2 separate regions of the Homo sapiens genome follow, and region 1 is linked to region 2. A link is a loop called in an ENCODE intact Hi-C map of the cell type or tissue named here. Cell type or tissue: GM12878. All regions are shown on one strand. Links, peaks and the distances in the headings refer to the core of each region. The heading gives the core; the rest is flanking DNA. Region 1 overlaps ITPR1 (inositol 1,4,5-trisphosphate receptor type 1). Region 2 overlaps SUMF1 (sulfatase modifying factor 1).

Region 1 (15,669 bases), core at 5,120-13,119, 81 kb before region 2:
AAATTTTAATAAACTCAGAATAGTGTCCTAAATAATGAGGTTTTGCTCTTTCAGAAATATACAGAAAATTGTGTTTTTGTATAAGAGGTTAAACTTGGCTAACATGAGATTTGGTGTTTGTGATTTCAACCGCACTTAGAAAGCCAAGTAAAACGGTGACGTTCTTATGTTAGAAAAATCACAGTTTTAAGCTGATGTTATGATGTCTTAAACAAACCGTGCCACACAAGAAATTGCATGCTCTTACCCCAAGGTGCTAATAAATCCATTTGTCGATCCCTCCGCGTACAGAGAACAAATGTCTCCAATATGTAGGAAGCTAGACATTTTGTCAGACATGTCTTTCTTGAAAATCCTAGACAAAGTAAAATATGCAGCATTGTTAGAAGAAAAGAAATGTTCAGAAGGGGAAAAAAGTCACTAAGAGTTGGCTTAGCTCAATTTTCCAAAGCGCCTTACTTAAAAGTCAAATTTAAATAACAGTTTGACAGGCAGGCGATTCAATGAGCCAAGTAAGGACATATGCAACAACACTTTTTCCCCGTATATTATCTAATTTCAGGATATTCCAACCACAGTAACATTTGTTTCTAACAAAACCATGCCTGAATCAGATTCTACAAGTTGAGGACCCTTGATAATAAAAACTGCAGTGAATAGAAAGCCTGCAGGGAACTCAGCCAAGAACGTGGCAGTGACTAGGGAGTTACCTGGAAAGTCTGACTTATGAAACATTAACATATTCAATTTGCTTCAGGGAATGTTAAGTCAGAAGGAAACACCTGGTATAAAAACCTGCTTCTGGCAAGGCCACAGTGCCTGGGCTAAGGTACCAAAGCAACAAAATGACATTAATAAAAAGAAACCTGCCAATAAATACCACAAATTTCCAGCAGCCTTTTAGGCCTTTTCAGAATTCCACAACTGTACGCATGTCACCCAAATGCTACTTAAATGTCTTGCCTTCTCATCCTTCACCAAGAAACACTTCCAGAGGATGAAAACCCTTTAGACAGTACCTGGCCCAGATCCTTCAGTATTTGGGTAAGAATAATAAGGTTCCCTGCCCAGGAACACGCAGCTAGTTAGAGGCAGTCTTAGAAAAAGCTCTTAAGTCTCAGGAAATCTCTACATAGCTCAGAAATCATTAAACACACATACACACACATAAATATCAACAAAAATATTGATGTGACTCCTAGAAACAGCTTTCATCAGGGCCATAAATATTGAGGAGTGGGAACCAATTGTAAAAAGCTAAATTGACAATTAAAAAACAAACTCAGTTATGTGGGAAGACTGTGTGCTGGTGTGGACTGCAGCTAATAGCCCAGTGTTTCCTCAGGCATCTGCTGTGGAGATGCCCAGGGCAACCCAGGTTTTCCCAAAACCCCTCCTCCAAACCCAGACCCCTTTACACCCCTTTCCCCATCAATTTACTCGACTTCCCCTTCCAGAAGCCATTTACCCCACACAGTTACAAGAGTTGTAACAGTGTGGAACGGTATTGTGTCTCCTTCAATTGCTTCCTGGGTGCCAAGTTTTCTTTCAGGAAGAATTATGCAGCAATGATCAGCATGACACCTCAGGAAGCAACCTACCACCTTAGCAGGAATGTCAGTTACTGAAAGCAAACTTATGTTAAAGAACCTCAGTTCACTGCTTATGAGAAGCTGCAGGGAAAAGCTGATTTGTCATCCCCTTCCCTCCCCTCCAACAACCCAGACATTGCAGGAGAGATAAAGAGCATTTCATTAAACATGAACTTATTTATAGAGGGAGACAGCAACTGAGAACACAGAATAAACTCTCAAACAAAAGAGCCAGCATCTCTAGACCTTGAGGGAAGATACACAAATAATGTACAGAAGGACGGTTTGCCAAGTACCACTCTAGAATCATGTCAGTCATTGTTTAATTCTTCGTAACTACATATTTTATATTTAAAGGCAAACCAATGTTTTAAACAGCATCCAGAAAGGCGGCACAAATGGAAAACATCAAGGGGGATTAATATTTCCCTTCTGCGCTTATATTATAAAGCTTTATCTTAAAGGGTCAGGAAGTCAGCATACTTCTAAGACCAATTATTAGAAGACAATTTGTTTGAATTTTGAACCAGACCAAATTTATGTCTGTACACCCTGGCATCCCGAAAGGACACCAGGGAATTTCCAAATGCAGAAGAGCAGGTATGTGCTCCGCAAGAGGACTAGGGCCTTGTCCAGTGTGACTAAGGCTCTCCTTTCAGGATCACCCTTCAGATAAGCATTCAGCCCTAGTGGAGACTAGGCCAGAAAATGCCTGCTGTTTTGTGAACCATCACCGCCACCTGGATACCTTACTGAAAGATTCCAGGCCCTTAATGGGAAGAAGCAGACAATTCAGTGTCCTCGAGTGACAAAGCATGATGTACCCCATGTTGCTTGCAGCTGATCATTGCAATAGATGTCTGGACATTGCATTCCTACAGCACGGTTCTGCATTATTTTCTTTTCTGATAATAATAGCTGGCATTTATCAAGGATTTCTCATGCCCACCATTGTGCTGAGTGCTTTACAAATGTTCTCTTAGTGAATCCTCATGACCACAGCAGGAGGTAGGAACTACCATTATTGCCATTTTGTTGTTGAAGACACTGAGGTGTAATACAGAGAGGTAAGATCCCCACATCACATAAAATTAGTAAGCAGGAGGACCAGGGTTGTTACAACCCAGGTCTATCAGACTTTTTTTTTTTTTTTAGACAGAGTCTTGCTCTGTTGCCCAAGCTGGAGTGCAGTGGCACAATCTCAGCTCACTGCAACCTCCACCTCCCAGGTTCAAGCGATTCTCCCGCCTCAGCCTCCTGAGTAGCTGGGATTACAGGCACCCACCGCCATGCCTGGCTAAACGTTTGTATTTTTTGTAGAGATGGGGTTTTGCCATGTTGGACAGGCGGGTCTTGAACTCCTGGCCTCAAGTGATCTGCCTGCCTCAGCCTCCCAAAGTAATGGGATGACAGCCAAAAGCCACCGCACCCAACCTAGGTCTATCTGATTCTTCAGTGGAGGTGTTTATCAACAGTGATCCTGGGAACACAGGTTAAAATGTTAAATGTTCTTATACTCCGGATGATTATGGAGAACTGAGTTTCTTCTTATGCACAATTCTGTTTTCTAATTTTTCTACCATGGCTCTGTAATACTTCCATAAGTCAGAAAAAAAATTAAGCATCTTCTAACCAAGATACTTATTAAGTGGCCGAGATAAGTGAATAAGTAACCTTTAGCTACATTTTACATCTCCCCCTGAAATCACAGGCCAGTCCACCCACCACAGCTAATGATCCTCTGGGCAATCTGCCAGGGGTCCCAATTAAAAACAACCAAAAAGTAGGGGAGGACAGATCCTTCCCCAGGGGTCTCATGTGATAATTCCCCTCACAAAGGACTGGGCAGAAAGCTTGCTGGTCTGGCTAGAAACCTCTGGAGATCTCCTCCGGCCTCGCCTTAGTGAAGTGGAGGAAGGAGATGGGGGGAGGAGGATAGGTTTTAGTGCAATTATCAGTGATGTCCTGGAAGGAAAAACAAAGGCCGGGAAAGTCAACAGAACAGGCCTCTGTGGTGTGGAGGGGTGGAGGTGGAAAGTCCGCCCCAGAAGTGATGGGCCTAGGAGCAATCTTCTGGAAGACTTCCTGTTGTTCAGAGCTGGGTGGGAGAGCCCGCCTCTTTATCTGATCGTGGACCATTTGTGCCTGTGAACTTCTAGCAGCTGCACTCAGGGCTCCTATGTCACTCACACCATGACAAGGACCACCTCAGAGAAAACAGAGCTGGCGCCAACCTGCCACGGAGCTGCGGAACTTCAAACACTTACAGACACCGAGGGCTCGGCTCTGCTGACAAGCCATGCCTGACATACACGAGGGCAGGCTTAGGCGCTCAGCTCCCGCACTCCACCCTGGCTCTCTGCCCCTAAGCTCTTATTATTATTATTATCATCTAGCTTGTTATTAGGAGCCCACCACAACCTCTCTGCTTTCATTTCCTCCTCTGTTAAATGGGGATAATTTAACTTCAAGAGGCTGTGGTGAGCAATGGGTGAAATAATGCTTGAAAAGCACCTGGTACAGTGGCTGACATACTTGAATTAATCTATGCTAGTTATTTTTATTTTTCTTCCACGAGAGATAAGTGGAATTCTGAAAGATTCCAGGGCATCAAAATTTAAACTCAGTAAAGGATCCCCTGTTTAAAAAATCAGATGTGTATCATAACAAATGAACTCCTATATGACCCATGATGACAGATTTTACTTCAGGGAAGATAATTTATCCTTCCTAATTCCCCTGATGAAAAAAGGTGAACAATAGCGAATTACACTCAACTGCCAGCCACAGAGCATTCTAACCTTTCAAAAAACACAGAATCATGGAATAAAAGTTGGAAGGAACCCTGTAAAGCATGTAATTCCACCTCCCACCCAATAATGAAATCTCCCCATCGCGCTGCCTATGGATGGTCTCACTGGGCAATAGAGCCTATTCTTTGTTCAAACAGCCTTGTTCAGACAATTACTCCTAAACCAGGCACGGTGGCTCATGCCTGTCATCACATCTTAAACAGCCAAGGTGGGAGGATGGCTTGAAGCAAGGAGTTTGAGACCAGCCAGACCCCATTTCTACAAAAAATAAAAATAAAAACACATTATCAGGGCATGGTGGTACACATCTGTAACCCCAGCTACTTGGGAGGATCACTTGAGCCTGGGAGCTCCAGGCTGCAGTGAGCTGTGATCATACCACTGCATTCCAGCCTGGGCAACAGAGCAAGACCCTGCCTGTGAAAAAATAAAACAATTACTCCTGTCCCCTCCCTTAGCCCCACAAAGGATAGCCGCCTCCCAGAACTTTTGCTATTCATCTGCCCTCTGAAGCATCTAAGACCTCTGCATATGTGAATGCTATCTAGATTATTTCTCCTTAAGGCTTTGCTTCTTTTCACAAAGCATCACCATCCTCCCCGCAATTCCTGACGCAGAATGACCTCAAAAGCACCTCTCAGCCCATGGCAGGCAGGAGCTGAGGCTCCAGAGTCAAAGTGCCCAGGTTCAAACCCCAGCTCTGCCACTTACTCACTGAAGAACTTCAGGCAAGTTCCAGAACTTCCCTAAGCCTCACTTTTCCCAGCTGTAAAATGGGGAGAATAAGAGCACCTACCTCAGCAAGCTGACATAAGGTTCAGCAAGACGGTATTTATAAACACTCAGCAAAGCATCTGGCGTGAAGTAGGCATGCCACCAATATATAATAGTACTATCAGACCGCCACCCACCACCATTCTGATGGGTGCAAGCACCTGTTAAAACAGGATTCTTCCAGGGTGGCTTTGGCCAAGGCAAAGAAAGGTAGATCACTGCCTCTGGGAGACACTCTTGCAGAGGGAGGCTGTGGCAGCTTTGTTGAGCCTGACACCACCCTCTGGCTGAGCTTCCCTTTGCCCTCTATTGAAATTGCTCCCTGAGCTGTGCGTAAAAAAAAAGGGGGGGCAGGGAAGATTTGATTCTATTCCCAAGAAAAGTGCAAATAAAGAAAAAAATAAATGCAGAAAGATCTCCTTGGGGAAGAGAAGCCAGAGCTGCTCTTCAGCGTCTGTATTGCTCTCTGCCTTCTCTATACCTTTCCTGGTCTTCTCGTCCACTCTGCTGGCTCCAGTCACTGTTACGTGAAGAGGATTCCCAAATCTGTCTCTCATGTCCCACAGCTACTAGAGTTTTGCTCCTAGCGGCTCACGGCATCTCAATGTACCAAAAAGAATTTACCTGCCTGCCCAACCTGTTCCTCCTTCATAGCCATTTCTCAGTGACCACCAGCAAAGCCTGGTGGCTCCTCCAGTCCTCCCTCTCTCATGTTCCCTGCCACAGGGCCCTTGCCTGTGCTGTTTTCTCAAGCCCACAACACTCTCGTCCCTACCCCACCCCTTGCTCTAATTATAGCCAAGTCACCCTCCAGCTCTGAATTCAACTACCATTTCCACCAGAAAATCTTCCCCATCCCCTCAGATGAAGTTAAATTCCACTCTTATAAACTCTACACCATGGATCTCTACTTCCCAGCCTTCATCTCAGTTACAAGTTCACATTTACTTGTGCAATTCCTGTCTGACACCGTACAAGGCACATGCTGTATTCTAGAGATCTGTGTGTGATGTGTTTTATACACAACTGTATTCCAAACACCAATGCCTAGCACATAGTAGGTATTCAGTAAATACCTGTTGAATAAATGAATGAAAAAGTCTAATCCAGCATCAATTTTTGCTGACTTTAAGCTTTACTATATCTCTTGATTCTTCTAGTTCCCTTGCCCCTGCTAACCTGAGTCTCAGCCAGTATCATTTCTCAACTGGACTCCCTAAGGCCTTCCTACTCGTTTCTCTGAATCTGTCTTTCCTCCTCAATCTATTCGGCATACAACATCCAGCATGATATTTTAGAAACATAAATCAGACCATATCATTTCCCTGCTTAAAACCTTCCAACATCTCTTTGGAGCTCTTCATGATCTAGCCCTGCCTACCTTGAGCCCTGCTCTCCATACTCCAGCCATAATGATTTTTTTTCCAGGGCCCCCACCATGCTCTGTTCCCTGGGCCTTTGCACATGCTGTCTCTCAGCCTGAGACATCTCCCTCCCTCTCCCACCACCACTTGTGGCTAACTCCCACTCACCTTCACAGCCCCAGTTTGATGTCTCCACCTCTGGGAAGCCCTCTCCGACCTCCCAGATCTGGGTTATACGTTTCCAACATACTCTTCTATACAGCAACCTGGGTCCACTACCACTGTCCTAACATTGCTTATTCACTTGTTTGTTTGTCTTCTCCACTAGACTGCAAGCTCATGAGGGCAAGAACCTCAGTTGTCTTCTTTCCTGTTGCATCCTAGTACCTGGTAGTACCTGGGATAGAGCAAGCAGTCAAATATGGGTTCAATGTCACTTTAGTGCTATTGTATCTGCTGCCTAGAAGAGTTTATACTGGTTTTGTTTTTTAGAGTTATGGTCTCACTCTGTCACCCAGGCTGGAAGGTAGTGGTGCAATCATAGCTCACTGCAGCCTTGACCTCCCAGGCTCAAGTGATCCTCCCACCTCAGCCTCCTGAGTAGCTAGAACTACCGGTGCGTACCACCATGTCTGGCTAAGTTTTTTCATTCTTATTTTTGTAGAGACAAGGTCTCACTATGGTGCCCAGGTTGGTCTTGAACTCTGGCCTCAAGTAATCCTCCTGCTTCAGCCTCTCAAAGTGCTGGAATTACAGGCATGAGCCACCACACCTGGTTTGTTTTTTAGATGACTGCTCTCCAAAACAAATTAAAGCCAAATTTACAGTGTTAGATCAAGAACAGAAACCTACTTGGCCCTTTTCAATAGATTTCTATGAGAAATTTGGAAGCAAGAAACAAAATATCTAACTTTTATCCCTGGAAAGATACTCTAACTTTTATCCCCATTGACCATCCCCTCCACATGTCCAAAATGGCTTGGAGTACTGACAAGAGTGTACACTTGGAAACAGACTCAGAATATGTGAGTCTGAATTCCAGCCTCATAAATTACCAGCTGTGTGTCCTTAAGCAACTTCCATAACTTCTCTGAACCTCAGCTCTCTTATCTGTAAAAAAGGGGGCAACCTTTCATATTTCTCAGGGTCATTGTGAGGAGTAAACCAAATAATCCACATAAAGTGGTCAACACAATACTTGGCCCTTTATGCTCACTTTCTGTATGTCTGAATGAGTCTGAAATGAAAACATTCGTTTTTGTTCCTTCAAAGTCTTCACTCACCTCTGTCCTGTGATTCCTCTACTTGATGAATGTTGCTTACCTGGTCAATACTCTAGGAAATACATCTGGAGAAACAAAGATCCCAGAAATGTTTAAATCCTCTGTAAGCCCACGAGGTGGCTGATACTTGGACAGCATCTCCAAAGTACTGTTGTTTTTCAGTACCCAAACTCACAATACCAAAGCTGGCCAGACCTCAACTCAACTCCCCCGCCTTCTAACATCAATCTAGGTCCCCTGCTGGCAGTGGGGGTGGTGGAAACCTCTTCAAAGGGATAGTAATTCAGTATTTAGAACCTCTTCCACTCTGGTGTTAAAACAGGCCAAAGCACAACCTCACTAAAAAAGAAATATGTTCATTTAATTTTAAGCAGCAGCTCAAGATAGGTTTGGAATTTTTTTTTTTCTAAAAGCTTTTAGTGTGATAGAAAACTCACTCATTTGACTGTGGCAGAAAACTCACTTATTGAAATTTTTCCATCTATTAGTTCTCCTGCACACACTTAACTAATTGCATTACATTCATTTAAAAAAAAAAAAAAAAAAAAACCTTGATTTTCGCCTACACAGAATTCCGAATTTAAAAGTTAACAACTCCTGAAACTGAGACTAAAGTAGAACACTTCATTAACCAATAAGTTACCTAAGGGATCACTTAATCTTCAAGGGTGGACAGGCTTGGGAGGAAATGAGAAATTGACTTTATACTAGTTAAGGGACCCCAAAACCACAGACCTGCCAGTTTTTACCAAGACACAAAGGCAAGCCTCCTACGTTTAATTAAGATGAAGCCACCTGGCCACTGGGGCTGAACAGTCTGACTTTCAGTAATCGGGTGGCAGGGTAGTCCCACTGACAGTCTGACCTTAAATGAAACCCTTCTGAGCATGAGAGTCAGGTACTTTGGATCCCCTGCCTGCCTGCAACCCCTCGCCTCGTCCCCACAGTGCACCATTAATTTCCTGATGACCAAGCTCCTCTGTATTTTACCACACAATTACCTTAACAGTGAAAATCTTATATATCACTGACCCAAGACACACGCAAAACACTCCCCAGAAGCCTGAATTTGTAATCATTTAACCTCCTTAAACAGTGAAGCTGGCTAGCACAGAATATAGCTCATCTATTATTAAAAGCTTCTATCCTGGTTCCTTAAACACCAGTTATGACAGAACCTAAGAGCAATAAGCATCAATCTAATTTCTATTGTAGGACACAACTTCATCTGAGGCCAAAAGCTACAAAAAGAACAAAGTAAGTGTTGGAGACTAACAGTTATAAAGGAAGTTACACTTGAAGCTGCTATTCTCAGACACAGAGAGGAACCTATGCTTTATAATTTTTTAATGACCCATCCCACTGCAGAACTTCTGGACTGCTTGGTATAATCTTGCTCATAAGAAAAAGATGAACGTAGGACAAGTACCACTAGCTTCCACATTCTCAGCGTTTCTTTGCATTTCAGGAGGAACTTTAGGAAGCAATTTTGTTTCACAAAAACAACTGAAAAGTATCCCCATGCATTTTTTTCTGAACAGAAAGATCTCATACAATACCCAGACTTAGAGATGGTCAATTGCACCCTGTCACTTAAGCCTTCAATTTCTCCCTCTCTCTAATGTTCCATGCCACAACCCCACATTTCAAATTACCTATGTACTCTAGGAGCTGGTGGCCCAAGGGTCAGGGAAACTTCAAGGTCAAAACTATTTCACAATAACATTGGGGCATTATTTTCATTTTCACTCAGTCTCTCACACATGTACAGTGAAGTTTTCCAGAGGCTGCAAGGCACATGATGTAACAACAGACTGAAGACAGAAACAGATATATGATCTGTGAATCCGGCTATGTTCTGTGAAACCAGACCTCAAAGTGATTCGCAAAAAAAAAAAAAAAAAATTGCTACTCTTCTCAAAATTTTTGTTTGGGAAAATATTCTTATTGTTCATTAAAAATATGTCAATACGTTAATGTGTAATTGGTTTTTAAAAATATTTTTTCAGTGTTCATTTTCTCAGTGTTAATTTCTAACATTGTAAATACAGACAGATGTAACTCACATCAACAGTTCTTTAGGGTCCTGAATTGTTTTTAGGCATGAAAAGAGCTCCTGAGAGCCAGAAGTTTGAAAACTGCTGCCATAAACTTTTCTTTAAGAGTTGTCCTGGCAATGACTGTGTGCTTAGGACTCTCACTGTATAAGTTTGGAAACTTTATATAACAGGATGAAAATGCAAAATATAAAACTGAACAGCCAGGGCTCTAGAAAGTGAACTGTTCCATGTGAAACTTAAATCTTCCTTCTTATCGAACATATTTATTGATACCTACTATATGCCACCCCTATACTAGGTACTGGGGATACAGATCAAAGCAAGACATACAAGGTCCCTGCTCCCGTGATACCTATATTCTAGTGAGGGCAGACAGACAGGAAACAAACAGATAAAACAAGCAAGACAAATCAGATAGTGATGAGTATATGCAAAAAATTAAAACTGGTGATATGATTAAGTGACAATGCAATTTTGGCTGGTCAGAAAAAACAAGATGAGATGTTTAAGCGAAGACCTGAAAGTCAAGATAGAGGCAGTCATGCAAAAAAAAATCAGGCGGAAGAGCATTTTAGGTAGAGTAAACGGCTAGTACAAAGGCCATAAAGCAGAAAAGAGCTTAGCAAATTCCAGAAACAGAAAGCCAGCCCAATGTCTGCAGCATTAATGGGGAAAGGAAGAAAGTACAGGCTAAAGACAGGGTAGAGAAGATAGAGCCAGTAGGACTTCACAAGCCAGGGTAAAAAGTTGGCCTTCTATTCTAAATGTAATGGGAAGTCAATCAAGTTACCTCCCTTATCTGGCCCTCAATTTCCTCATCTGCAGAATGGGGATAATGAGGGCTTATCTCATAGTTATGTTGACAATTAATTGTGAAAAAGAAAATATGCTTACTTAGCACAGAGAAAGGGGGACGGAGGAAGCATTCCTATTGGCTGTTATAATTCTACTTTCTAATCTGTTCTATTTTCTATTCTCATAAACTACTCTTTCTAAACTTCTTAGGCTTATAATCAGCAGAGGATCAGCTCTGCCAAACAGCAAAGTCCAAATGACAAGTGAATATACAAAAGGGACACATGAGATGTACTGACCTCAACATGTCAATGCCAACTCCAACAATGTTTTCCCCACTATTCCTAATAAAACCAGAACCACCAAAGCACAGCCAGGTGAGGAGTGAATGCCAGCATCTCACTCACACAGCACCCTTTGCGTCTATCCTCCAGTCGTCAAGCTTTGCCACCTAGCCCCAAAGCACCTGCATTTGGACAGTCATTCTTCTGCTAAAAAATGGAGCCAACAACAAGTCCATCAGCCTTCCCCATTCTTTCTTGGCATATCCACACTACCTCCACCTCCTAAAAAACAAAAGGCCCTTGCCAACGTCCTTTGGTGCTGGTTTTCTTGCTGCTTGCTTTAAAAATAATAAAAATCAAAAAGCTTCCTTTAGGCCAGGCACAGTGACTCATGCCTGTCATCCCAACACTTTGGGAGGCCAAGGTGGGTGGATCACTTGAGGTCAGGAGTTTGAGACCATCCTGGCCAACATGGCGAAACCCCGTCTTTACTAAGAATACAAAAATTAGCCAGGCGTGGTGGCTTGTGCTTGTAGTCCCAGCTACTTGGGAGGCCAAGGCAGGAGAATCGCATGAACCTATGAGGTGGAGGTTGCAGTGGGCTGAGATCATGCCACTGCACTCCAGCCTGGGCGACAGATGAGACTCCTTCTCAAAAACAAGGGGAAAAAAGCTTCCTTTAAAGTTAGGCAGCAAAGAGAGGGGCTTACACACAGGGCTTTTGCTCAAAGCACCTGGCAAGCCAAGAGGCCATAAGGCAGTTGGCCCCTCAGAACCGAGGATAAGGACGAAGACAAAAAGGCACCGTTTCACTTTTTAGGTCAAGCAGCACCCAGCAGGGCAGGTTAACGATGGGCCGAGCCTGGCAAACCATGAGGTCTTTCACAGGAAAAAAAAAAAAAGGAGTATGCCCAGAAAAAGGAAGAGGTGCTGGCATTTGATCAATCTCCTGGCAAGAGGCCAAGGAAACTCCCTACAGAGTGAGCACAAGTCTCCCTGCGATGCCCTCACCCAGGTACATATATGGTAATATGGCTGTAAATACGAGGTAGAGAAAACCTAACGCATTTACGGTTGACTTTTTCAAGAGGGAGAAAAAGGCTCCCTTTACAACAGTCTCTGCTCCTGTTCCTGGGCACTCAGGGTTAATTTTGGACTTCCTTTGAGCAAAGATGCTTGGCGATATCATCTTTATTGTGAAATGAGGAGGAACAGCACATTTTTGACTTGGACATAATGCCACCCTCCTCCCCACACGTTTTCACACAGCTCCCCCTCCTTGCCTTCTTGTCCCATTAGCTGCTAATCAGATCGTCCTCAGAAATGCAGCATGTCCCCATCATCAGATAATTTATTCTCTTGCAAAAAGCACTTCTCTGGGAGCATAGAAAATTGTATTATGCTTTCGTTTTCAGGCAGTCCCAAAGGAAGTCACCAACTCAGAAGTTTCATCTTTAAGCAAGGCCCTTCATGGCCTCCCAGAAACAGCAGCTGTAAATCTGAAGTTCAGAGGAGTGATTCTCTAGTATAATACAACGTTGCTCATTCTCCATTCCCCCCGCCGCAACACACATACACACACAAAAATAAACCTACTCGCTTTTTCAGACATGTCTGCTAAATAACCTTTTCCCCAACCAGGTACAATATCTACAAAGTTATTTCTCAAAAAAAGATGCCCGCACTGACATTTGGTCTCATGGCTTCTATTCTTCAAGGCCAAAGTAAGAGAAGCCAACCAAAAGCTCAATATTTCCAAGGCAAAGAGCTGCAGATTTGGTGAGTGGAGGGCATTTAGCTAAAACTCTTTAATTTACGGGTAGAAAAAACAAACCTGAGGCCTAGTGATTTCTTGGAGGTCACACAGCTGATGAGTGCCCAAAGATAGACCACAGGGCTCCAGATACCAAGGCCAGTGTTTTTTGGTTTTGGGAGGGGGCGAGAGGGGGAGGGTGCTTATTTTGTTAAAAAGTTGAAGTCAGTCCCAGCCTGAAGAGACACCCCTCTGCCCACATAGCCCAAACCTCAAAAAACCAGCAAATGAAGTTAGGTCAATATCCTCAGAGAGAGACAAAAGTCTCACCAAGCCAGAAAAATTCACTCAAGGACAGGGTTTCTTAACCGGTTCACTACTGACATTCTAGGGCAGAGAGGTCTCCGTTGCGTGTGTGTGTGGTGGGGCAGGGGAGTGGGGGGCTATCCTGTGCACCATAGGATCTGTTCACAAAATGCCAGTAGCACCCCACCCCTGCCTGCCAGATAGAACAACCAAAAATATCTCCAGACGATACCAAATGTCCCCTGGAGGACACAAATCACTCTCCCTGTCCCCATTGAGACCACTGCTCTAGGACATAGATAGGTTTTGCTTTGTTTTTTTATCTGTAACGCCTTCTGCAAACATTTGTTTTTAGACAACTCGGCAGCAATGACCCGAAGCAGGTATTTTTATTTTTACACCTATTCTACAGAAGAGGAAACAGATGCACAGATGTTCCATGTTTTGCCCCTTACCCAAGAAGCAGTCAACACTCGGTACTGCGGAGTCCCCATCCTGTGGCTCACCAGGGCAATACCAATATGACCTGAAAGCAGCTTGGTTTCACTACCTGATTTTTCCACTCCCTTTTATGAATACTCAACAGTTTCCCAAGACAAATGTCCTGCAGAGATTTGTACTGAACAACACCTCAAAAGCTATCAAAAGGAAATGCTTAATATCTCTACATGGTCCTCACGTCACCCTCTGCAATAAAGGGCTTTTCTTTTTTTCTTTTTATTGAGATGGAGTCTCACTCTGCCCCCCAGGCTGGAGTGCAGTGGTGCGATCTCAGCTCACTGCAACCTCCACCTCCTGAATTCAAGCAATTCTCCTGCCTCAGCCTCCCAAGTAGCTGGGACTACAGGTGCCCACCATCATGCCCAGCTAATTTTTTTTGTAATTTTAGTAGAGATGGGGTTTCACCATGTTGGCCAGGCTGGTCTCAAACTCCTGACCTCAGGTGACCCACCCACCTTGGCATCCCAAAGTGCTAGGATTACAGGCGTGAGCCACGATGCCTGGCTGTAAGGCTTTTCAAAGAAAGATGCCAGTTCAAGAAATATTTAATCAGGAGAGGGGTACAGGGGCCAGGCGCAGTGGATCACGCCTGTAATCCCAGCACTTCGGGAGGCCAAGGTGGGCAGGTCATGAGGTCAAGAGATCGAGACAATCCTGGCCAACATGGTGAAATCCCATCTCTACTAAAAATATAAAAATTAGCTAGGCATGGTGGCACATGCCTGTAGACCCAGCTACTCAGGAGGCTGAGGCAGGAGAATCGCTTGAACCTGGCAGGCGGAGGTTGCAGTGAGCTGAGATCAGGCCACTGCACTCCAGCCTGGTGACAGAGCGAGATTCCTTCTCAAAAAAAAAAAAAGGAGAGAGGGGTACAAAAAATTAGTTTTTCCAAGCAGCCTTCAAAGGGAGAAAAAACATATATACAAATTACTTATTGTGTAAGCACTTCCTGTGTGCCAGGTATTCTTATGAGTTAAAAAAACACAAAAGGCCCAAAAGGAAAATAGGTTTTAGGGCCCTGGAGTTTCAAATGACAGATTTTCAAGTATCATAAAAAACTTCCCGGAGGAGGAAGCGTTTGGGCTGGGCCCTAAGGAATAGAAGGATCTGGCGAGGTGGACAGACGGGGGTGGGGAGGGACACATGAGGTACAACATACACACACACGACAAGGCAAACAAATGAATGTCCGTCGTCTGGGTGTCGTATCAGCTTTTTCTGTTCAGAAATATGTGCTTGGGATGCTTTTAAGCTGTTCTTGCAAAAGAAAATCATTTCCCAGACAAAGCTCCTTCTGAAATGCAAAAGAACAGCAAGAAACTTGGAGACTAGTGATATTTTTCTTATGTTCATCTTCTTCTGATAAGCCGCATTATATCAAGCCATCCAGAAGTTCTGCTGATGGGACAGGTCAGAAAGTATGATAAAACATAAGTTCCTCATTGTCCCATGACAGCAGGTGAACAGCAGTGACTTCACAACTCTAAGTAGGGGTACATGTGCCTTCTGGTCTCTTTCTGCCTTCATGTGAACAGCGAATAAAAGCTCCCCCAAATGTAAGCATCAAAGTTCCCATGTTTGTTGGAGAGGGAATCATGTGAAAACTACTTACTCTCACCTCAGGTTGGTGATTAGCCTACCTTTCCACTTCACTGAAAATAAGGCTGCAGGGGAAAAGTACAAAGGTCAGCTTCAGCCTGAACAGGTGAGAGCTAGCCATGAAAAAGCAAAGGAACCACTAAATGACAAGGACTGAAAAAGCACAGGGACAGGCATCCTCCAATGCATATCTTCTCGTATTTTCACGTGTGTGTGAATCACTTGAGGATCTTGCAAAAATGTAGGTTCTCATTCATTGAATGTGGAGTAGGGTCTGAGAGTCTGCAATTGCTAGCAAGTTCCCAGTTAATGTCAGTAACGCTGGTCTGGGGACCACACTTGGAGTGGCAAAGATGTAGTACAGTGTTTCTCAAACTTTTGACTGCAGCTCAGAGTAAGAAAACTATTGAACTTACAACCCAATGTTCATTGTGTATGTGAGACAAAGAATTTTGTTGCAACATACACAGTTCTTTTTAAGTATCCACGAAATACACTTCCATGTTTTCTATTCTAGTGCATGTCATTAAAAAAAAAAAAAGTTT
Region 2 (15,669 bases), core at 7,107-15,106:
TACTTTATATCTCCTCATTTAGTAGTTAATCAATTTTAATACTTGAGTATAAAGTTTAACATTTATTATTCCATTAACTTTTCTGTTGAATAATCCCATGACCTTACTCTAGTCATCGTTATCCAACTTACGTATTACTGGTGTCCACTCTTTCATTCTAATTTGTTTTCTTCCTCCACTAATTAGACATGGTTAATACTTTTTTATGTAGTCAGTATTTCTTTACTCCTATAATTACTAATATCTGTACTCTCCATTCCTTTCTGCGTCTCAGGGATTCTGTCTGAGATCAATTTCTCTTCTGCCTAAAGGATATCCGTTGGTAGTAAACTTTCTTGTTATTTGAAATATCTTTAAGTACCTCATTTTTGAAAGATACTTTCACTAAGTAAAAATTTTAGGTTGGAAGTTATTTTCTTTGGCACACTAAAGGCATTATTTCACTGTCTTCTGGTATTTATTATTGCCTTTAAGAAGTCAGTCATTAGTCAGTTGGGTTTTTTTTGTTTTTTGTTTTTTGTATTTTTTTTTTTTTAGGTGATGCAGCTCTGGCTGATTTTAAGGTTATCTCCTGTCTTTATTATTCTAGGTGTTGATTTCTTGTATTTATCCTGCTTGAGTTTCACTGGGTTTCCAGGATCTGTAGCATGTTAATCTCCTTCATGAGTTCTGCAAGTGTTTGTGGAGCTACAGTTAATAGTTTTGCAATTGCTTATTGCTAAATATTTTCTAATGTCCATTATAATTTCTTCTTTAACCCATACATTGGGAAGTTTTTTTTTTTTTAATTAACAACTCTGCTCTACTCTTAACCATTATTTTTTTGAATATTGCCCTTTCTCTATTCTCACTTATTTTCCTCTGAAACTCCAATTAGATGTTGGCTAGACCTCCTCACTCCATCTTCCAATGTCTCTTAACCTCACTTTTGAATGTTTTTGTTTATATCTATATCTATGTCTATATGTATTCAGTATTCCATTGTAATTCTGTTGTCTATTTGGCTATATCTTTAGTATTATTTTTAGTGGTAGCTCTAAGGATTACAATATAATATACGTACATAACAACTGACATTATAGTGTTAACATTTTAACACTTTAAGTAAATGTGTCCTATAACCATATAGACTCTACTACCCCATCCCCTGTGTTAGAGTTGTCATATATTACATGTACATACATTGGAAAAAACCTAGACTATGTTCTGCTGTTTTTCTTGCAATACTCATACATATTTAATTTAATTTATTTATTTACTTTTTAAAAATAGAGATGGGGTTTCGCCATGTTGCCCAGGCTGGTCTCAAACTCCTGGCCTCAAGTGATCCTCCCACCTTGGCCTCCCAAACTGCTGGGATTATCGATGTGCATCACTGCACCCCGCCTCGTACATATTTTAAAGAAGAAAAATAGTCTGTTATATTTATCCAAACCATTTCTGTTGCTCTTCCTTCATTCCTAAAGTTCCATGTTTCCTTCTGGTATCATTTCTCTTCAGCCTAAAATAAAACTTCCTGTAGTACTTTTTTTAGAGTAAGCCTTATGGTAATGAATTCTCTTAGTTTTTCTTCATCTGATGTTTTTATTTCACCTTCATTCCTGAAGGGAATTTTCTGAGCTGGCAGGTCCTTTCTTTCATCACTTTACAAATGTTGATTCACAATCTTTTCTGGTCTACATGATTGCTGATGACAGTCATTTCAAACACTTCTCTTACATGTATTGTGGCATTATTTTATGTCTTCCTTCAAGTTTAAAAAATTTTTTATCTTCAACAGTTTGATGATGATGCATTTGGACATGTTTTCTTAGGGATTATCCTATTTGGGGTTTCTTGAGATTCTTGTATGTGTCCATTTATGTTTTTAATCATATTTGGGATTTTTTCAGATATTATTTCACTTTTTTTAAACACCAATCTCTCCTCTCTTTTTGGGACTCCAGTGCATAAATGTTAGACCTTTTGATAGTATCCCAGAGGTTCCTTAGGCTTGTTCATTATTTTAAAGTAGTCTTTTCTCTGTGTTCTTCAGATTGTGTACCTTCTGTTGATATGTCTTCAGGTTCCCTATTTTCTCTGAGAGCTCTTATCTTTCCATTCGAGACCATTCACCTTTGCTTCATAGCCGATGATTGTAATAGCTCCTTTAAAGTCTTTGTCTGGGCCCGGTGGCTCAAGCCTGTAGTCCCAGCACTTTGGGCGGCCGAGGTGGGCGGATCACCTGAGGTTAGGAGTTCAAGACCAGCCTGGCTAACGTGGTGAAACCCCATCTCTACTAAAAATACAAAAATCAGCCGGGTGTGGTGGTGCAGCCTGTAATCCCAGCTACTTGGGAGGCTGAGACATAAGAATCACTTGAACCTGGGTGGCGGAGGTTGCAGTGAGCTGAGATCACGCCACTGCACTCCAACCTGGGCAACAGAGTGAAAGTGTGTCTCAAGAAAATTTAAAAAATAAAGTCTTTGATAATTCCAACTTCTGGGTCATCTTGGGGTTGGCATCTGTTCATATTCTTTTCCCTCCAGTATCGGGTCTCTGGGGCTTGTTACAATTCTCTAGGGAATTTTTTTTTCCAGCAAAATCAACCTGGTTAGGAACAGACTGTAAGTTTTGTCTCACCTAAAGCTCGTGATCATTCTGCAACTCTGTTCATTCATTTTTTTCATGCCAGCACAACATTGTAGTTTTTTATTCACTAGTATTTTACTTGTTTTAATCAATCTCTTATAATAATGCTACCCCATAGAGCTGTTACAAAGACCAAATCAAGTAATGTATACAGTACCACCTGGTACAGTACCTAGCACATAGAAGGCCTTTTAGTAAATGACATTGTTCTAGTTTCTTCCAGTGGACTATCTCTTTGCTTGATATAATTGAAAATTAAGTTAAATTTCCTTTACTGTTGCGCATTTATAAGATTTGGTAATGCCTCATATAGCATTCTGCCAAGCTACAATGATGTTTTGAAAAGATTTACTATTGTGGAATACCAAATTGTGAAATTTACTATGAAATAAATCCTCTTAGATTATCTTAGAAGCCTTGGCTGGAGGAATATACTAATAACATACTTTGTATGTGTGTGTATGGTACACTATACATAACATAAAATTTACCATTTTAACCATTTTTAAGCATAAAATTCAGTGGCACTAAGTACATTAACAGTGTTATACAACCATCAACATTATGCATTTCCAGAACTTTTTCATCATTATAAACAGAAGCTGTATGCTCATTAAACAATAACTCTTCAGCCTCTGGTGACCTCCATTGTACTTTGAGCCTCTGTGAATTCTCCTATTCTAAGTACCTCACGTAAGTGGAATCCTTGTCCTTTTGTGCCTGACTTACTTCACTCAGCATCACGTCCTCAAGGTTCATCCATGTTGTAGTATGTATCAGAATGTCCTTCCTTCGAACCCCTGCTTTCACTTGTTCTGGATATGTATGGTGACATATCTCTTGACCTGTCATTTGTATTCATGCCTTCTTGAGGTCTGTTATCCATCAGTGGGGTGTGTTCTTTGACTTCTAGTGATGGAAGTGAGTCTAATTCCTTCTGTGACAATTTGCTTTCTGGCTTAAGATGTGGTCTGTGTGTTCAGCATACAACTCTAGATGTCCCACTGTCTTCCAGGTACTATGCCAAAATGTGAAAGAATGCCATTTGAATATCATCTATGGGAGCATTTAGTTTTTGAAAGCAGCAGGGCTCAGACCTGGTATGACCCATTTCATGTTGTAAAGTCAGCTTTTCCTTGGGGAGAGAACACTGGCCCCGTCAACAGGGTGAAGGTGGGTTCACGGTAACTGAGTTATTCGGGAAGGGCAGGCCAGGGCTGGCTGACTAGATGAGATAAGAAGGTAACACTGTCTTTTGTGTCTTTTTTTGAAAAGAGTAGTTGTTCACTTGACTTAGGAGCCAGTGTGTGGCATAAGCTCAGGAAGCAAAACATGATAACCCTGGAAGGTGAGAACCTAATATAATAGGATAACAGGGCACACAATATTTTTTTCTAACCTGCTCCAAGACACCTGATCTGAATGAGTGTGTGTGAGGCATGCTGGGGTCCCAGAGGTGCAGATTTGAAATACCTGTTTAATGTGACCTTAAATTTCTTTTCATGTCTTGGTTCTTTTGAGGCCTAACTTAGATTAAGAGGTAACAATGATTCTGATGTTCCCTGCCCCTCGAATATTGGACTCTGTATCGTCGGCCTCTGTGGGAAAACAAAGGTAAACTGTTGAGTAGAGAGTCATGCTGAGGGATGTCTAGCTTTAAGAGAAACTTATGCAAAAATAAGAATTTGGAATGGATGAAACTTTCAGAATTATCTGGCAAAAAATCTTATAGATGAGGCAACAATGGCCCACGAAGTGGCACAAAAGGATATCCCACTGAAAGACTATTTAAAATTGATGTTTATGCGGAAGAGGGTCACCCAGGGGTGGGGTGGGGTTTGGAAATCATGCAAACCTAAGGAACAGAGGACTTTTTTCATGAAAAATAATGTTTATCCAGTATGTACTAGGGGCTAGGTTGTGTTTTAAGTGCCATAGATACAACAGATAACTAGATCTAAATCCTTATTCTCATGGAGGTTATAATTCTAATAAGGAACAGACTCTAAACAGGTAAATTTATAACTGACTGTGATGACGGACTGCGATTCAAATAAAACAGAATAATGGATAGAAAATGATTAGAGTATAATGCAGTTGTGCTCTTGGGTCTTTTATTTATAGGATTGGTGATGGTCTCTCTGAGGTGATGACATCTGAGCTGAAATCTAAACAATGAGCAAGGCTAGCATGACCAGTAGGGAGGGATTGAGGAACAAGGGGGACTGTGATGTAGGGTCAGGGTTAGGTTGGAGAAGTAGGCAGGGTTGGATTACATAGAGCTTTGTAGGCCTCAAAGGTGTTTGGTTTTCATCTGAAACACAGTTAGAAGCCATTGGATCTAATTAACATTTTAAAGAGACCACTCTGGTTCTGTATGGGGTTTTGTGATAGTCCTGGTGAGAGATGATGGGTCTGAGGAACCAGGTGGTAGGAAGAGAGAAGCTAAGAAGTGATCTGATATTTGGAAGTACCTCTGAAAGCATAGAGAGAAAAGAAAAGACAGGAATCTAGTATGACTCCTGGGTTTTGGGGAGATGGTGATGCCCTTAATTTGAGATTGGAGTTCCTGGGAAAGGTTGAATAAATTACTGAACCTAAAGACTAAGAGGTGAATGAGTTATGATTATTCTACAAATGTCTGAAAGATGATGGAAAAAGAACTTGATCTATTCCATCTGATCCCTGGGAACCTAGAAAGGGACAGCAGAGGGAAGGTCTCCAGGAGACAGATTTCAGTTTAGCTATAGATTGGGAACTCTGTTAGAATGATCTGAACATGACAGGGACTGCCTACCAGGAAGTGATATCTGTCACCCAAATTGTTCAAGCTGAGACTGTGGGACCATCTATTCATAGACTGACTTCATAATTTATTGTCCAAATCAAGACACTTTTGACAGCGAAATGGGATGCTCTTAATTATGCTTGGATAATACTGACTTAGGACTTTTCTCAATCACTTTTGCCAGCCGGAGATACCTTGCTAGCAATGCCCTTGCCCCACCTTGGTCTGTGACTTCAGGGCTAGCTTGGCCTCACCACCATTTCTGTCATGTGGGGTGGCTGCTCTGTGCCGGTGAAGGGCAGAGGGCCATGATGTTACAGCCTTTTCTGCTCCAATATTCAGTGGGTCCCAAGCTCTTGTCTCACATCCAAGAAGAATGAGGATATGCTGACAATCAAAGAGTGAGGAGGGCGGAGAAAAATTTTATTGAGCGACGCAACAGCTCTCAGTGGAGAGGGGACATGGGGGTGGTCCCCCATTCCCACAGTTGGGTGGTTTCTCTCTCAGTGTGGCTGAGTGCAGGGCTTTTATGGGCTCAGAATAGGGGAATGCATGCTGATTGGTTTGTGTGTATGCAAAGAAAGGCTAAAGCAAAGACACCACTCAAAGGTGGGCATGGCAGTGTAGAAAACCAATTAGGAAAGGGTAGGTATATGTAAAATTAGTGAAGGATGGGGATCAATCAGAGGAAAGTGTGCCAAATGGGAAGGCAGGTTCTCAATCCGGTCTGTGGCTTTGACTTAAAGCTTGGCTTTCAGGCTTTAAACTGTCTTCCACTTGGAGGTGGGGTTTCACCATTGACCCATCTCTATTTGCCTAGGCATTTGTCTGCCTCCTCCCACTATCAACAGGTATAAATCTGGACTTCCCTTGTCAAATAGGGAATGGTATTCATCCTACCTTATTTCTGTTCATCCTAGAGACACTATAGAGGGGATGCTTTTAGGTACAGGTTAAAATCAAGTAACTTTTTGGCATCCTTCCAGATCTAAGGTTCTGAAGATCTTTGGTACATTTTATTTAACAAAAAATGTTGATGCCCAAGTTTTCTGGATTAGTTCAAGTACACCTGTAATACAGGTGGCCTCCTGTGTGGAATGCCCTTCCCACTCCTGCCCTGCCTTACTTGCTCCTCCTTCTTACCTCCCGCAGGAAGCACTGTCAGGGCATCACCCCCCTGACTTTGATTGGGTGCCCCACCTTTGGCTCCCATAGCTCATTGAGCTTCTCTTGGCCACAGTACTTAGAACAGGCTTGAAATCATCTGCTTGTTTGTCTTCCCTTCTCAATGATGTACTTTGGTTCTGTATCCCCGGGGGCTAGCACAGGAGTGGCATAGAGAAGATGCTCACCAAGTATTTGCGGAATGCGTAGATAGCATCATGAACCTATTCTATAGATTCGTAGTCATGTGCCATTACCCACATATACCTAACTACATGTTGAGTGCTTGTTATGGTATATCCTCCTAGCGAGCCTATATGAGAAATTTTCATAGTATACTAATTTTACTGATTGAGGAAACTGAGGCTCAGAGAGGAAAGTCACTTGTCCAACCAACATTACATGGCTAGTGATGTAATAGGAGAGCCAAAATTGGCACCCAGAATTAGCCACTTGGCTCAAGTGCCTACTATCTGTCCCGTTACTCAAGACTTACCATACACTTGATAAGATTCTCAGAAGTCCTGCAATTAAAAATTAGTTTAACTTTGAGTAACCCAGTGCTTTCCTAACTACTGTGACTCCTTTGATGGTGGGAACCTTTTATTCTCCGTACCTACTACCATCTTATGGAAAACTGTCAGGAAACAGCTGTTGGGAAGTGCTTGAATAGTGGAAAAAGTTCTGAATTGTAACCCTGCAGCCGTGGGTTATTTTCCTGGCTCTGCCACTATCTGCCGCTTTTCAGGGCCTATTTTCCCATTTATAAAATGAGGGAATTTCAGTAGATATCTTCTCAGATCCTTCCCACCTTTAAAGTCCTTTAAAAGCATACTTTTAAAATCCTTTAAAAGTATGCAAATGTTCCCTGCATAGTTTGCCTCCACCAGCAGGAGAATCAGCAGTCACCACCTTGCCACTGGTGCAGTGTTCTGCTGCCCGGTGAGATGAGATGTGCCAGGCTGGCAGCCTGAGGAATTAGCTCTGCAGAATGTTCAGAATTTGTTCTGTGTTCTTGTGGCTGTGGGCTGAGATTGGCTGGTACAGTACCAGCCTGTCGTTTGAAGGGCCAGCAACAGAGCCATGATGTTATATGGTCATCTGCATGTGTATGTCTCTTACTGTTAATATAAGTAGGAAGTAGATCATCTCAGGCTGTGACCCTGTGCTGCCTTTGCAACAAGAGCCCCTGTCCCTTGAGGATGCTCTTTTTCCTGTCTTTTACAAATAATAAATGAGATTATTTATATTGTTGTTTACCTCCAAGACAACGTGTGTGGGAGAATTTCCTGTTCTTAAAATGCCTTTTCTATGTTCTGTCTTCTCTTTGACCTCTCTTCTCAGAAGCTTGAGAGCTTGTAAGGCGTGAAAAAATAACATAGAAGCAATCAGATGGCATTCCAACTTTCTGTAATTTCCCTGTTTTAGACACTGGAAAAGACCTGTAAAGATCTATAAGTAAGCTACTAGCAATGTAAGGAACCTAAGTGGAGCCTTCTTACAGAGTTGAAATAAATACCTTCATCTTGGGTGTACACGCAGATGTCTTTCCAGAGGGAAACTAACCGTACCATCTAATAATATTGAGGATTTTTGTAAATGATTTTTAGCAAGGGCTATAAAGACACGCTCTCAGGTTACAGTGATGCTACTTGTGGAAATTTAGCAGAAGCAAAAAATGTACATGAAGGTGTTTGAACATGTTCACTGTAGTGTTATCTATAATAGCAAAAAAACAACAACAGACAAACTTGAACATAACCTGAATGGTTCAATGTTAGGAGACCGGAAATTATAGTGTATTGACAAGACAAAAATATTGGTAGCCACTGAAAGTGATCGTTATGAAGTTCAGATAAAACATAGAAAAATATTCAATAAAATCAATGAAAACATTCAATATAAAATTTGGAAAAACTGTAAAAATGTGTATGCTTACTGATGAAGCTGGAAGATGAATATAAAAATAAAATTTGTAATGGAATGATGAATATAAGTAATTTTTAATGAACATTAATTTGATATTGCTTTTGTTTTTTCAATGTAAAATTAAGTCTTAGCTCCATTAAAAGAAAAAACTAAAACTAAAATGAAAATATGAATAAAAAATATGTTCGCTGTAGACGTTTCAGACATTAAAAATGGAACAGGGCCTAGAGAGGTGGCTCATGCCTGTAATCCCAGCACTTTGGGAGGCTGAGTTGGGAGGATTGCTTGAGGACAGGAGTTCAAGACCAGCCTAGGCAATGTAGCGAGACTCCATCTGTACAAAAATTGAAAAAATTAGCCAAGTGTGGTGGCATGTGCCTGTAGTCTTAACTACTTGTAAGGCTGAGGTGGGAGGATTGCTTGAGCTCAGGAGTTCAAGGTTACAGTGAGCTATGATAGTGCCACTGCACTCCAACCTGGGTGACAGAGCAAGACCCTCTCTCCAGAAAAAAAAAGGCACAAGAAGAACATTAGATATACCCATAATCTCACCACCCAGAAATAATCATCACAAACATTTAAATATATGTTCTGCTAATATTTTCTTGGGATATGTGGGTATGTGGGTGGGTGTCTCTATATATTGATGTATTTTTAATTGAATTTGTACAAACATTTTTGTAACTGGCTTTTTTCACTTTCAGTAAAGGGCAGACATTTATTCAAATTTTATTTTTTCAGCATATAATTTTTAATGACTATGATGTATTCGTTCAAATGGTATGAAATAAATGATTCTGAATATTGTCACATTGCTTTCAAGATAGGTTATACCAATTTACAGTTACTTATTTGATGAAAATGAGTAAAAATTGTTTTTAAATAATAAGAAATATTTCTCTCATTTTTGTTAATTTTTTTTACAAGCCCCAAATCAGTTCCCCCTGCCCTGATAATTATGCAGATCTTAACTGAAAATGAGTAAACTAGATCACTTTTAAGGCTTCTTTGAGTCCATAGATTCCTTGGGCCATTTTTTGCACATTCTCAATAGTGCCTAGAAATTCTGCCTAGAATTTCCACTCCTTTCTTAAGGACATGAAATGTTTTGAGTGTACTGATTACTGATTGTGTGCCTTGGGAATGCAATGTATTATAGCATGAGGGATTTCACTAAGAACTGAACCAAAAAGTATTGAAAAGTTCAAGTCTGCCTGAAGTTTCATAAATATTTTTACCCTGTTTGAAAAAGCAGGCATTTTTCTCTCCCATGCAGTCTATTAAGTCATCAGGGTACCTGATTTAGGATTTAATTTGAAGTAAGCTGTCAGACTTGACTACCTACTTTCATGATGAATTTGTTTTTAGCCTTTATTCAAGCCTCATTCTTAGCTTTCCATACTTGTGTTGGGTACTGAGGAAATATTTTTACTGTGTGCTCTTTACTCCATTTAATTCCTTCAGTTGCTAAATTCTCCTCTGGTTTTATTTATACTTCATGAATTTGAGCAGATCTGTAATTTCTCATTGTTCACTGATGCCAGTTGAAAAATTCTCCCGGGTTGTTTTTATAGGGGTAGCTGTCATGTTTATACTACGTTTCAAGAAACGTCCATCTTTTAAATTTGCTTGTCTAAATGCATTTAATTTTTAAGAGAGCAGTTGTAAAGTTGTGCACTTGACATCTTTACACTTGAGTATGCATAATTATACAGAGCTTTCTTTTTCCTGTGCTGATTTTATTCTGGGCTGTGTGTGTATAAGAAGCATAATTTGCCACCTCTGGCAAGAATAAAGGCACCTTTGCTGTCTTGTTTCCTTTTCTTTAAGCTGCTACTACAAGTCTGGTTATGTCCCCAGGGAGAGGTGGGAAACATGTCTTTGCTCTCTGAAGTCCATTTCTCAAGGGGACCTCAAAACTCACGTGGGTCCTATTTACATTGTAATTGGTCACTGGCTGGCTCATACAGCTGTTTCAACTTAAACCCTAGACAGTTGCTATGGAGATGGTTGACTAGAAATAGGTCATGTTAAAGTCCTTTTTCCTCTGGATATAAGGGAGTGCTGTAACTCTGGAAATTGTCTCAGTTGAGCAGAGAATGTGTAGGTGGACAACCACATCCAAAAAAAATTGTCTCTTTTTAGGTTGAGGTTTATCATAGATGCCAGTCCACTCATGCTGCTGCTTCTGCTCTGTAAACAACACACCTGAACACTATTCCTGTTAAAAGGAATTATAGATGTCACAATCTGCAGTATAGCCTTGATGAAATGCCTAATATATGACTCTTAAAAGTTGTTTGTTTTGTTAAGTTCCTAAACCTAGTAGAATAGCACTTATTTTCAAGACAGAATCAGGAGTTCAAGAACAAGTTATTTGAAATGTTTAGAAACAGTGACACTTGGAAAAGGAAAACGTCTAGTGAGTTTGGATGGGATTTGCCCTAAATTTGACCAGAAAATATTTGACATTCCAAGGGAAACTTGCGCAGGATGAATAAGGCCCTACCTCTGATTTCGTCAGTCCTCAGTTGTGGGGTGACTTTGATTACTTGTCTCTCCTTCTTCATGTGTGAAATGGGAAAATGGTTTCTGACTCTGCATCTGACCATCACAGTGGTGACTTATGATCTGTCTTACAGACAGACAAGTGTGTAGTTTGGTTCCCTTACAGGGGCCCAAGCTTTCTGAAGTTTGGAGGTTGAGGAATGTGGATACCTCCTGTATTCTGTTTACCCCTCACACCCTCCCTGATATGGTTTGGCTGTGTCCCCAACTAAATCTCATCTTGAATGAATTGTAGCTCCCATAATCTTTACGTGTCATGGGAGGGACCCGGTGGTAGGTGATTGAATCATGGGGCTGGGTTTTTCCCACACTGTTCTTGTGAGAGTGAAGTCTCATGAGATCTGATGTGATCTCTGAGATCACATGGTGATGGTTTTATAAAAGGGAGTTCCCCTGCACATGCTCTCTTGCCCTCTTGCCTGCTGCCATGTAAGGCGTGCCTTTGCTGCCCCTTTACCTTCCACCACGCCATGATTGTGAGACCTCCACAGTCATGTGGAATGTGAGACAATTAAACTTCTTTCCTTTATAAATTACCCAGTTTCAGGTATGTCTTTATTAGCAGCATGAGAATGGACTAATACACTCCCCTTGCCCTACCCTCATGGTGCTGCTTGCTTTAGAGAGTGGGTTAGTTTATGTGTAGATGGTTCTCACATCATGACTGTGATGGAAGATGGTACATCTTCTTGAGAAGTCTTTGGAAGTGACACATGTTCCAATACTTCCTTCACCCCTTAGCTCTTGGTCACTTTTCTCAGTTGATCAGTACTCTGAAAAGGGTGAACTGGTGGGTGGAGGGGGCTCAAGCTGAACAGATATGGGGGTAGATTTTCACTAATTAGAATATATGTTCTCTGAAAGCTCTAAGAGAATATTGTAACATGTAATAACATAAATGAATAGTAGTAATAATGACAGCTAATACTCTGTACCAGGTACTTTTCTAAGCACTTTACATGTATTTTTAAATTTAATCCTTATAACATCCCCAGGAAGTAGATAGTATTATTTTATCCCCACTTTGCAGATGAGTAAGCTGAGGCCTGAAGGGGTTAAATAAGCAGCTGAAGATCTTGTAGCTTGTAAAAGGTGATACTGTTGTTCAAGCTTAGGCAGCTTGACTCCAGGGTCAGATACTCTTACCACTATGCTACTATAAACTGTGTATTAATATTTAAGAAGAGTAATCTTTTTTTCCCTAATTATCATAATACAGTAGATAATTTGCTCTCCTCAGAGGACATTTAGCAATGTCTGGAGACATTTTTGTCTGCCGCAGTTGGCATGGGAGAAGAAGGATGCAACTGGCATCTGGTGGGTAGAGGTCAGAGACACTGCTAAACATCCTGCAATACATAAGACAGTCTCCCATAACAAGGTATTTGGCCTAAAATAGCAGCAGTGCTGAGGTTGAGAAAACCTGTGATAGTGACATACACTCATTCTAAAAATGTCTAATAGTACTCTCCTGATCCTTCGCTTATGTTAAGTTTATGTATATTCTTCCAGACATTTTTTTCCTGATGATACTAACAAACATTGTTATGCATACATTTTATAGAAACGGAATCAAATGTGTATTCTATAGGTTACCTTTATGACAGTATATTATTTTCATATTTCCATGTCAGAGTGTATTTTGATAACTAGCCGTATAGTATTCCTTTTTTCATGGACACCAAGGACAGTTGGGTTATTTTGTAATTTTAAGTTAGAAACTATATTATGTCTAGATTTACTATACATATATCTTTGCATACTTGCTTCAGGTCTTACTATTTTGGACCAAAACACTAGGTTGCGGCCTTTGGTCAAGGATAGTGTTGTCGTGGTGTCCTCTTTCTCATGCTTTGGCCACAGTGTGTTCACGTGTTTTTTCCATCTTACCGTGCACCTCATTGAGATTGGTGATCATCATATAGCTCCATGACGTTAAGTAAGTAGTGTGTTTTGGGTTGCTAGGGTAGCATGAAAGATTTCAGAAAGAATAGTTGCTGGGAAAAAAGAAAAGCGGGTGTCTAGAATGAGAGAAAGTGTGAGTGAGTAGGTGTGTGTATAGCAGAGGGTGGGGTAGCGGGTGGAAGGAGATAAAAAAACTATAGTACTAATATGTGTAGGGTGATATCTGGACCCATCAATTTGAATTTTAGAGACATTTATCAAGGAAAATGAGATGACTAATTGCACATTTTCTATGCCAATTATTGCAACTGAGGAATTAATTTTTGTATTAAGCTGTTCCTGCAATTGCTATAAAGAAATACCTGAGGCTGGGTAGTTCATAAAGAAAGAGGTCTGTTTGGCTCATGGTTTTGCAGGCTATACAGGAAACGTAGCTCTGGTATCAGCTTTTGGGGAGGCCTCAGGCCTTTCGATCATGGCAGAAGACGAAGTGGGAGCAGGCGCTTCACATGGTGAAAGCAGGAGCAAGAGAGTGAGGTGGAGGGAGGCGCCATACACTTTTGACCAGATCTCCTGTGACACAGTGAGAGCTCACTCATCACCAAGGGGACGGCCCAAGCAATTCATAAGGGTTCTGCCCCAGTGATCCAAAGACCTCCCACCAGGCGCCACCTCCAATATTGGGGATTATATTAATATTTCAACATGAGATTTGAGTGGGGATAAATATATAAACTATATCAATTATTATATGTAAAATAAATACTTTTAAAACTATTTAATATACCAATTGTCTTCAGTCATACTCTGAGGATTCCTGGGACTTGTAGATCCCCTCCAAGAATCAGGTTCAGTGCTAGCCATACAGTCGGTGCTCAATAAACATTTGTAACCAGATTGAATTGAGAGGAAAAGGAGAGTAGAAGAGTATGGGCTGAGAGGTCACTAGAGAGAAGCCCTAGGGACTTCTATACATAAACTGACTTGAGGGAAAGCTCCCCTTTGAAAAAGGGGTAGGCTCCAATCCCATCCAGGTTGCTGTGAATGCCGTTAATTCATTCTTTTATGGCTGAGTAGTATTCCATTGTGTGTGTGTGTGTGTGTGTGTGTGTGTGTGTGTGTATCACAGTTTCTTTATTCACTTGTTGATTGGTGGGCATTTGGGTTGGTTCCACATTTTTGCAATTGTGAATTATGCTGCTATAAACATGTGTGTGCAAGTATCTTTTTCATGTAATGACTTCCTCTGGGTAGATACCCAGTAGTGGGATTGCTGGATCAAGTGGTAGTTCTACTTTTAGTTCCTTAGGGAATCTCCACGCTCTTTCCATTATTCTAAGTGAAGTAACTCAGGAATGGAAAACCAAACAACATATGTTCTCACTTATAAGTGGGAGCTAAGCTATGAGGATGCAAAGGCATAAGAATGGCACAACGGACTTTGGGGACTCAGGGGAAGTGATAAAAGACTACAAATTGGGTTCAGTGTATACTGCTTAGGAGATGGGTGCACCAAAATCTCACAAATCACCACCAAAGCACTTACACATGTAACCAAATACCACCTGTTCCTCAGAAACCTATGGAAATAAAAAGTTAAAAAATAAATACATAATTTTTTTTAAAAAAAAAAAGGAAGAAAAGAGGGTAGGAAATGGCAGGGGCCTTCTCCTGTTTAAGGCTTGTGTTTGCCTCTACTAAAGCTGTGCACATGTGTATTCTAGGACTCAGCTGTTCCACTCCACCATGTACTGTCGGCAGAAATGCGTACATATATTTGCCAAAAGCCACAAACTCTTTTAAGAATATTGATAGAAGCAGTACTATTCATAATAGCCCCAAACTGGAAACTACCCAAATACCCATTAGTAGTAGAATGGACAAACAAATCATGTTTTTTTTTTTTTTTAAATCACTAATGATGAAATATTTTAAGACACAAAAGGGTATGAGAAGAAAAGTCATTCATGGAGGTTAACATATTGCTATATTTTGTCATTCTTTTAAGCTTTTTTATTTTTATTTTTTAATTTAAGAACTAGAACCTTCTGGTGGTGGTGCTTAGTGTTGGGGACAGGGTAGAGTTGGAAGAATGATCTGAGGATCCTCCTGAAACACAAGTGTGGGCTGACCTGAGCTTTCACTGCAGCTCCTCCCTTGACACTGAATGAATTACCTGTCATGGGCACCTAAACCTGCACAGCCCAGTCAGTGAGAACAGCCCCCAGAGGAACTTCTACAGCGCCACAAATGAAATAGAAAGAAGCCATGCCTCTTCACTCCCCTGTTCTCTGTAAAATAAAACACCTTGCTATAGTGTCATTTAAGGACCTAATGCCTTCTTTTGTTGAAATATTTTAAAAATTGGGTTTTCCCATCAAATTGTGATTGAGATATCATGAATGTTCTGATTGTGTTGATGTGAAAAGAGAATGAACAAGAATGGGGCTTGGTGTTTTCAGTGATTGCTGTAATTGTTAGCAGGGACATATTCTCCCTTAACTTCTACTCAGACAAGCTCAAAAGGATGAAAACAATCAAAGAGTAACATTGTTGTGGGGATAACCTTGAGTCACTTTCTTTTGTATTTGTATTTGTATTAGAAGAATCATTTGCAGGCCAGGTGCAGTAGCTTACACCTGTAATCCCAGCACCTTGGGAGGCCAAGTTGGGCAGGGATCACT

What was found. A loop is a pair of places that touch in the nucleus more often than their neighbours do. Peaks named below come from ENCODE experiments on the same cell type or tissue, not always from the same donor. Only the 100,000 strongest peaks of a DNase experiment are listed, where the experiment ranks them.
Region 1: it touches region 2 in a loop (2.2-fold over the local background); 13 of 110 quality-filtered maps call a loop at or near these places.

What each region holds. Positions count from the first base shown.
Region 1 is chr3:4,501,162-4,516,830 of GRCh38, reverse strand. It overlaps ITPR1 (inositol 1,4,5-trisphosphate receptor type 1), which reads right to left. Exons shown (of 62, transcript NM_001378452.1): 3 at 248-355. The coding sequence starts at 339. Among named protein-coding and RNA genes, the nearest start is that of ITPR1, 16 kb to the right of the region's middle. RefSeq lists enhancers at 2,191-2,703, 12,085-12,174, 12,335-12,384, 12,395-12,534, 13,631-13,720. In GM12878, for the core only: no CTCF peak of the experiment used is centred there; DNase peaks (open chromatin) are centred at 8,610 and 9,560; H3K4me3 peaks cover 3,898 bases; H3K27ac peaks cover 3,381 bases.
Region 2 is chr3:4,421,718-4,437,386 of GRCh38, reverse strand. All of the region lies in intron 3 of SUMF1 (sulfatase modifying factor 1), which reads left to right. Among named protein-coding and RNA genes, the nearest start is that of SUMF1, 38 kb to the left of the region's middle. RefSeq lists enhancers at 4,602-5,388, 10,290-10,389. In GM12878, for the core only: no CTCF peak of the experiment used is centred there; DNase peaks (open chromatin) are centred at 10,426 and 11,379; H3K27ac peaks cover 1,324 bases.